Linked DNA regions of Homo sapiens: region 2 is linked to region 1. The links are chromatin contacts, found by Hi-C or POLR2A ChIA-PET in ENCODE. All regions are on one chromosome and are shown on one strand. The core of a region is the stretch at or near the end of the contact, and the rest is flanking DNA. Distances in the headings are between cores, read along the strand shown.

Region 1 (4,464 bases), core at 1,466-3,965:
CCCATTTAGATTAAGCAAATTTACTGAGGCCCCAGAGGAAGGTCTTCAGTACTGAGACCTTAGTTATAGATTAAAAGAAGTTAATCACTTATGTCTTTAAATGAATGCACACTTACATGTAGACATACAGCTTAGAAGGTATACAAGCTCTGGAAAACTTTGTAATTTTGAATTGGTCTGGTGATAATTTCCAGGCCTTCTCCCTGTAACCGATTGCAGAAAATAAAACCTCTCTTCCTCCCCAGTTCATCTGCATCTCATTATTAGGTGGCGAGAAATAGCAGCCTGACCCTCAGTTTGGTCCGGGAACAAAATGTCCCCTGGGGGGCAGAGTGGAGGGGACAAAAGCTCCCTGGTAGAGAACCAGTGAATTAACTCATTTAATCCTAGAACAACCCTGAGGTGGGTAATATTTCTCCTTATTTATTTTTAAAAATTGTGGTAAAATATACATACACAACATTTACCATCGTAACCATTTTTAAGTGTGTAGTTCAGTGGCATTAAGTACATTCATACTGTTGTGCATCCATCTTCCCATCCATCTCTGGAACTCTTCATCTTGCGAAACTGAAACTATGCTCATTAAGCAAGAACTTCCCATTCCCCTCTTCCTCCAGCCCCTGGCAGCCACCGTCCTACTTTCCTTTTTTTTTTTTTTTTTTTTGAGACGGAGTCTTGCTCTTTTTGCCTAGGCTGGAGTGCAATGGTGCGATCTTGGCTCACTGCAACCTCCACCTCCTGGGTTCAAGTGATTCTTATGCCTCAGCCTCCCGAGTAGCTGGGATTACAGGTGCACACCACCACGCCTGGCTAATTTTTGTATTTTTTAATAGAGACAGGGTTTTTCCATGTTGGCCAGGCTGGTGTTGAACGCCTGACCTGCACCATTCTACTTTCTATCTCTACAAATTTGACAGCTCTAAGTACCTCATCTAAGTGGAATCATACAGTGTTTGTCCTTGGACTCAGCATGATGTCTTCAGAGTTCATCCATGTTGCAGTACACGTCCAGATTCTCTTCCTTTGAGGTTGAATAGTATTCCATGTATGTCTAGGCCACATTTTATTTATGCATTTCTCAGTGGATGAACACTTGGCTTGCTTCCACCTTTCAGCTTTTGTCAATGATGCTGCTATTAGTACTCCCTTTTGGCAGATGAGAAAACTGAGGCGTAAGAGGTGAAGTAACTTGCTGTAAGTTCCCCAGCTAGTGAGTAGCGCACCTAGATTCCAGCCAAGCAGTTGGCTTCAGAGGCTGCTGCTGAGACCTCCTCACTGCACACAGCCAGGCACCCACCCAGGCACCCACCCCCTTCCGATGCCATCTGATAAGCAGGGACCTATTACTGCTCTGCTGGGAGCTGAGTCAGAGATGGGGCATACTGGGGGCTGGGGAATGATTACTTCTTTGTTTCCCCCTCTTATTTTATCCCTGGAAAGCCTGGATCAAACCAGGAGGTAGAGAGATTTCTTCAGTGGTGGGCCCTCCACAGGAAAGTCCCCACCATCCCTGTCCTCCCACCATCAGTAACCACACCATTCCTACCCAACTGCCTGATTGGGGATGAGGTCTGGGGCTCATGTACCTCTGCATCCCAAACAAATAGCTACTGTGCATTCCTGTAAGTCCTCTGGTTGAGAATCTGTAAACAGACTCATTGGTAAAGTCTTTCTTGGAAGCTGACCACATGACATGGGAATGTTCGTAGAAGATGCACGTAGTCACCATGAGGAGGGGAAAGAACCCAGTCATCCTATTGTTTTAGACAGGGCTTAACAAAAATGTCTATATAACAAAGCCTGCAAAAATTTAGAAGTGAAACATTTGTGGTTTGAGTTTTTGCGTCAAGGTCCACCACACTTCCTGACAAGTCAGCTCCTTGTCTGGGTAGCCCTTGGATATCAGATCTTCAGGAGAAGCTACTGCCTCTTCAGGTCTGCAGGTTTCCAAATATCAAATTTCTAAAGCATACAATGCCCACAGTTTCACCACTTCCTTTGGTGTCAATGCATTTCATTTTGAGCAATGGCAAGAAAGGCCCCTATGAAATCTTGCTACCACCACCAACAGGAAACATAGCAATCTGTAGCTATAGTCCCCTCATCTGGAGACTGGCCTTGGTAGGCTCACTTCATGCCTTCCTTGCTGGGTTTTGGAAGATGTTGCAATTAACACAAGGAAAGAAGGCAAGCTCTTACCCCTCCTTCCCCTTCACTCAGTAGCAGCATGGTGGTTGCAGAAATAAAGCACTCAGTTGTTCTTTCTGCTTGCAATTGTTCAGATGCAAGGGGAAAAAGTAAAAACTGAAGCTTGCTATGACCTCTGTCTTAAACCATTTTGTGCAGCTATAAAAATTGCTGGGTAATTAATAAAGAACAGAAATTTATTTCTCACAGTTCTGGAGGCTGGGAAGTCCAAGATCAAGGTGCCAGCAGGCTTGGTGTCTGGAGAGGGCCACCCCCAGGATGGTACCTTACACATTACATCTTCCGGAGCAGGGGCAATCACTGTTCCTTACAGGACAGAAATGCAGAACAGAGGGAACCCACATCCACAAGCCCTTTTTAGACTGGCTTTAATCCACTCATGCTCCACCCTCATGACCTGAACACCTCCCAGTAAACCCCACCACCCAATGCTGTTGCATTGGGGATTAAGTTTCCAACACGTGAGTTTTGGAGGGAACAAAAACATTCTGACCATAGCAGCCTCTCCCCAACTTTTACAAGAAGGCTGGCATCTGACGCATTTCATAGCCTGAGTATAAGATGAGGTAACGGAGGGCCCACATCACCTACATCCTGTAAAGCCTGAGGCTCACCAAACCACACAGGGGAGTATGAACACAGAGGACACCTCCCACTGTTGTTCTCTTGTCTCCTGACTCAAACAGCCCCTTCCTTTCAGCCCAAGACATTGAGCCATCCGGGGCTTGCTGTGGTATGATACAAAATAAATATTTGGTCTTTGTCCCTGGTTCCTGACACAGCGCCTCAAAATCCTTGGAACTGATAGTCCTGTATGCTAATGAGATGAGTCATGGAGAGGCCCTAGATAGCTTCAGGATGGGGGCTGGTCACTAGAAAAATCAACCATGTGATTAGAGGATTAGAACTTTCAGCCCCACCTCCTCACTTCTGACCTTCAAGGAGAGGAAAGGGATTGGAGATAAAGTCCAATCACTAAATGACCAATGATTTCATCAATCATGCCTGCATAATTCAGACCTTGAGCAAGAAAGAGGTCAAAGCCTGAGTTACTACCTTTAGTGAGCTTAATTTCCACGTAGGAAAGTAAGAGAAGCACAGCAGCAAAGCTGTGTTTAAAATCCCCGCCCCCGCCCTCCCACTCCCTGCAAAAACACTCCTAAATGAAGTCAGATAAAAATCTCCCAAAAAAATCCTAAGTGAAATCAGATGCAGTGGCTGAAACGTAATTCCAGCTACTGGGGAGACTGAGGTGGGAGGATTGCTTAAGCCCAGGAATTTGAGGCCAGCCTGGGAAACATAGAGAGACCCTATATCTTTAAAAAATTTTGTTTTAATAAAAACAAGAATAAAACCTAAATGACAGGGATTCAGAGAACTTCTGGGTTGAGAAAAACATTGCTTTAAGAGGCCAAGGTGAGAGAATCACCTGAGGCCAGGAGTTCAGGACCAGCCTCTAAGAGACGGGGGGGTCTCACTCTATTGCCCAGGCTGGAGTGCAGTGGCACAATCTCAGCTCACTGCAGCCTTGACCTCCTGGGCTCAGGTGATCCTCCTACCTCAGCCTCCTGAGTAGCTGAGACCACAGGCATGTGCCACCATGCCCAGCTAACTTTTTTTATTTTTAGTGGAGATAAGCTTTCACTGTGTTGCCCAGACTGATCTCAAACTCCTGGTCTTAAGCAATCCTCCCACCTAAGCCTCCCAAAGTGCTGGGATTACAGGCGTGACCCACTGTGCCCAGCCCCTCAAACAAATTTTTTTTGTTTAGCCACATAGTGGCATGTGCCTGTAGTCTCAGCTACTTGGAAGGCTGAGGCCGGAGCATTGCTTGAGCCCAGGACGTCGAGGCTACAGTGAGCTACAATTTCATCACTGCACTCCAGCCTGGGTGACGGTGTGAGACCCTGTTTAAAAAATAAAAGAAAGACATTGATGCGCTTCAAGGATGGTGCATCTGAAAGACAGAGCCCCAGGACGGTGGTGGCTGCCACCCTCCCTATGCAGCTCTTCCATTTGGTTGTTCCTGAATTGTATCCTTTATAATTAATGGGCAAATGTTAATTAATACGTTTTCCTGAGTTTTATGAGCTGTGAATTATCAAAACTGAGGAAGGGGTTGTAGAAACTCCCAAATGTATAGTCAGAAGTATGGGCGGCTTCTTGGACTTGTGGCTGGCATCTGAAGCAGGGGCAGTCTGGGACGGAGCCTTGAACATGCACTGTTGGCTCTAACTCCAGGAGTTAGAACTG
Region 2 (4,464 bases), core at 710-3,209, 340 kb after region 1:
AAGCTCTGCCTCGCGGGTTCACACCATTCCCCTGCCTCAGCCTCCCAAGTAGCTGGGACTACAGGCGCCTGCCACCATGCCCGGCTAATTTTTTGTATTTTTTTTTAAGAGAGACGGGTTTTCACCGTGTTAGCCAGGATGGTATCAATCTAAACACGTATAGACTTGTGTAACTACCCCATAACTCTTCTACCTCGCTCAAAAAGTTTCTTTGTGGGCCAGGCATAGTGGCTCACGCCTATAATCCCAGCACTTTGGGAGGCCGAGGCAGGTGGATCATTTGAGGTCAGGAGTTTGAGGCCAGCCTGGCCAACATGGTGAAACCCCATCTCTAAAAATACAAAAATTATCCAGGTGTGGTGGTGCAATCTCAGCTACTCAGTAATCTCAGCTACTCGGGAGGCTGAGGCAGGAGAGTTGCTTGAACCTGGGAGGTGGAGGTTGCAGTGAGCTGAGATGGTGCTACTGCACTCCAGCCTGGGCGACAGAGCAAGACTCTTTAAAACAAGAACAAAAAAGTTCTTTTATGTTATACTGTCTCCCCACCTCTACCTCCTGTCTAACACTGATCTGTTCCCCATCTCCATAGTTTTCTCTCTGTAAGAAAAAAACAAAACAAAACAAAACAAAAAAAACAAAAACGCGGGTGTCACTGTGTTGCCCAGGCTGGTCTCCGATAGTGTTCTCTCTGGGATGGTGTCATTTATGTGGAAGTATAGAGCAGACCATCTCTAATTAATTAATTAATCAATTAATTAATTATTTTAACAGATGGCGTCTCGCCGTGTTGCCCGGGCTGGTCTCAAATTCCTGGGCTCAAATGAGCCTCCCAAAGTGCGAGGACCTAGATCATGTTTTGAAGCTGACTTCTTTCCCTGAATATAATGCCTTGGAGGTTCATGCAATTTGTTGTGGATAGTATAGATACTTGGTTCCTTTTAATAGCTGAGTAGATCCCTTTATATGAAGGTACTGCAATTTATTTATCCAGTGTCCCATTGAAGGACATTTGGTTTGTTCTACTTTGGAGGTATTAAAAAAAAAAAAGCTACTGTGAACATTTGTGTTTTAGTGTTTATGTGAACATAGGCTTTCCTTTCCCTTGGGTAAATTCCCAGGACTGGGATTGCTGGATTACATGGTAGGGGTATGTTTAACTTTCTGAGGAACTTTGAAATTATTTTCCAGAGTATTTGTGTCATTTTCCATTTACACCAGCAATGTATAAAAGTTTCAGATGCATGGCATCCTTGACAGCATTTCCTGTTATCAAGGTATTATCAGTATTTTTTATTTTACCCATTTGGATGGATGTGTAGTGGTGTCTCATTATGGTGTTAACCTGCATTTCTCTAGTGGCTAATGAGGTTGAACATTTTTTCATATGCTTACTTGCCATTTGTATATCTTTTTTGATGAAGCATCTGTTCAAGGTTTTAAATAACCACTTTTTAAATTGGGTTATTTCTTGGTTGAGTTTTCAGTTTTATTTTGTTTTTATGTATTCTGGATACAAATTATTTGTTGCATATGTGATTTGCAAATTTTTTTCCAAGTCTATACCTTATTTTTTCATTTGCTTAATAGTGTATTTCTCTGAACAAAATTTCTCTAATTTTGAAGAAGTACAGTTTATCTTTTTTTTAAAGTACAGTGGGGGTGATTTCCAAGAACTCTTTGACTAACTAAAGGTTATAAAGATTTTATGTTTTCTCTTAAAAGTTTTATAGTTTTACATTTAGATATATATGATTTATTTTGAATTAATATTTCTGTAAGATCTGTTTTAGGTCAGGTTTCCTTTTTTAGATATGGATGTCTAATTATTCCAGCACCTTTGTTGAAAACACAATCTTTCTCCATTGAATTGCCATTGTACCTTTACCAAGAATCAATTGGTTATATTTGTGTAAGTCGATTTCTCCATGACTTCCTCCTTCCCTGGGGTTCCCCTTTTTACTTTTCCAGCCACAGAGATGAGACATTAGAATAGGACGTACTTCCTGTGACTGCTTGCATTTCGGGCCAAGAGGCAGAAAGACAGAGGAAAAAAGCAGCAGATGTTTGCTCCTACATCTTGAGATCAGAGCTCCTCTGATCAGAGAGGAAGGTTCCTTTCCCTCAGAGTATATGTGACTGTTGTCCCCGCTGTCCACCACCACCTTGGAATTGCCTTGGATTGGGAAGCAAGAGAATTAAAAAGAAAAAAAAAAGGAAAGAAAAATGGAGTGTTTCCCCCATTTTCTCCAGGTTTAGGAATTCCCTTTTCTGCTCCTCTAGCTAAAACTCAGTTTGTTCCCTCTGTCCACATCCTGGTATGCCATGTCTAGCTGCCTTGAGTCCAGGCTGGTGATTTCTTACGAAAAAAGTGGGACGCTCATTGCCAGTTTGGTAGTACCTTGAGATTCATTCTTCTTCCCTAATCAGCCTGCTATCGTTTACTTTTCAGACCCCTCAAATAGCTGCTTATAATCTTTCCAGGTATTATAACTGCATTCAGTAGAGAAATGAGATGGAGTACCCTTCCTTCATCCTACCCAGGACCAGTACCCCTCTTTTTCCATGTGTGTGTGTATGTAGGTATGTATGTATGTATGTATGTATGTATGTATGTATGTGTGTATATATGTATGTATTCATTCATTCATTCATTTCTAGAGACAGGGTCTTGCTCTGTCACCCAGGCTGGAGTTTAGTGGCACAATTATAGCTAACTGGAACCTTGACCTTCTGGGTTCAAGTGATCCTCTTGCCTCAGCCTCCTGAGTAGCTGGGACTACAGGCATGTGCCACGATGCGGGGCCAATTTATTTTTTATTTTTTTTATTTTAAATAGAGACAAGGTCTCACTATATTGCCCTGGCTGCTCTTGAACTCTTGAGCTCATGCATTCCTCCTGCCTGGGCCTCCCAAAGTTAGGAGATTACAGACATGAACCAACACACCTGTCTAAACCCCTGTTTTGTTTTGTTTTGCTTTGCTTTGTTTTAAGACAGGGTCTCCCTCTGTCACCCACGCAGGAGTGCCATGGTGTGACATGGTTTACTGCAGCCCTGACCTCCCATACTAAAGGTATCCTCTTGTCTCTGCCTCCCTAGTAGCTGGGACTACAGGCATATGCTACCATGCTGGACTAATTCTTTTTTTTTAATTTCTATTTTTAGTGGAGACAAGCCCTTACTATATTGTCCAGGATGATCTTGAATTCCTGGGCTCAAGCGATCCTCCAGCCTCAGCCTCCAAAAATGCTGGGATTACAGGCATGAGCCATTGCATGCAGTCCTCCTCTGTTTTTAAATACAAAGTTTAGACTAGTGTTTTTTTTGTTTTTTGTTTTTTTTTTTGAGACGGAGTCTTGCTCTGTTGCCCAGGCTGGAGTGCAGTTGTGTGATCTTGGCTCACTGCAACGTCCACCTCCCAGGTTCAAGCGATTCTCCTGCCTCAGCCTCCCAAGTAGCTGGGATTACAGGCGTTTGCCACCATGCCCAGCTAATTTTTTTGTATTTTTAGTAGAGACGGGTTTTTGCCATGTTGGCCAGGCCAGTCTTGAACTCCTGAGTCACCTCAGTTGATCTGCCCACCTCGGCCTCCCAAAGTGTTGGGATTACAGGCGTGAGCCACCGTGCCCGGCCAGACTAGTGTTTTTCACAAATTGCACACATCTTAAAATAATAGACATTCTGTTTCTCTTAGTCTTAAAAAAAAAAAAAAAAAGAAGAAGTCAGCCGTGCACAGTGGCTCACGCCTGTAATCCCAGCATTTTGGGAGGCCTAGTTGGGTGGAACACCTGAGGTCAGGAGTTTGAAACCAGCCTGGCCAACATGGTGAGACCCCGTCTCTACTAAAAATACAAAAATTAGCTGGGCTTGGTGGTGGGTGCCTGTAATCCCAGCTACTCGGGATGCTGAGGCAGGAGAATCACTTGAACCCAGGAGGCGGAGTTTGAAGTGAGCCAAGATTGCACCACTGTTTTCCAGCCTGGGTGACAGAGCAAGACTCTGTTTCCAAAACAAAAAACAAACAAACAAAAAAACAAAGGTCATTTTATCTTGGCTGAATTAATATATATTGTGTAAAATACAAGAACAAACTAGAAACCTTTCAGTTTTGTGGAAATTCTGTGCTAGGATCACAGTGGACTCTTTTCTTGCTTTTCCTTTCTACTAAAAAAATTAACAATTTAAAGTGAGCATTTTAATACCATATGTAAATTTACATTTAGTGCTATTTGATTTTAGGTGCAGAAATGCACCCAGGACACCTGTAGTCATTCACTTTCCTGTTTACCTTGTGGTTCTCATCTTTTGTTACTTTAAAAAATGTCTAATTTTAAGTCTTTTATATCCAATTATTGAGTTGCCTTTGAGATGTGATTTGATATGTTTTCATTCTGAACCCCTTGCATAAGTTCAGGCGAATTAGAGAATATAGGGAAGTCCAGGCTGGGAGTGGTGGCTCACGCCT

Evidence for each region. A loop is a pair of places that touch in the nucleus more often than their neighbours do. ChIA-PET counts read pairs that join two places held with the same protein, here RNA polymerase II (POLR2A). Pooled maps may share reads with other maps.
Region 2: a map of naive thymus-derived CD4-positive, alpha-beta T cell shows a loop between it and region 1 (3-fold over the local background). The contact joins two enhancer-like sites. A Hi-C loop is called at or near these places in 1 of 168 maps with a recorded cell type or tissue (naive thymus-derived CD4-positive, alpha-beta T cell), 4 of 37 single-sample maps with no recorded cell type and 10 of 50 pooled maps. POLR2A ChIA-PET finds 5 or more read pairs at or near these places in 1 of 52 experiments (HCT116).

Annotation. Positions count from the first base shown.
Region 1 is chr14:71,140,721-71,145,184 of GRCh38, forward strand. No RefSeq gene overlaps it. Among named protein-coding and RNA genes, the nearest start is that of SIPA1L1, 180 kb to the right of the region's middle. Within about 2 kb of position 2,716, at least 10 of the 41 ENCODE cell types and tissues checked have a DNase peak (open chromatin) inside an H3K27ac peak, as active enhancers do.
Region 2 is chr14:71,476,757-71,481,220 of GRCh38, forward strand. All of the region lies in intron 2 of SIPA1L1 (signal induced proliferation associated 1 like 1), which reads left to right. Among named protein-coding and RNA genes, the nearest start is that of SNORD56B, 81 kb to the left of the region's middle. Within about 2 kb of position 1,960, at least 2 of the 41 ENCODE cell types and tissues checked have a DNase peak (open chromatin) inside an H3K27ac peak, as active enhancers do.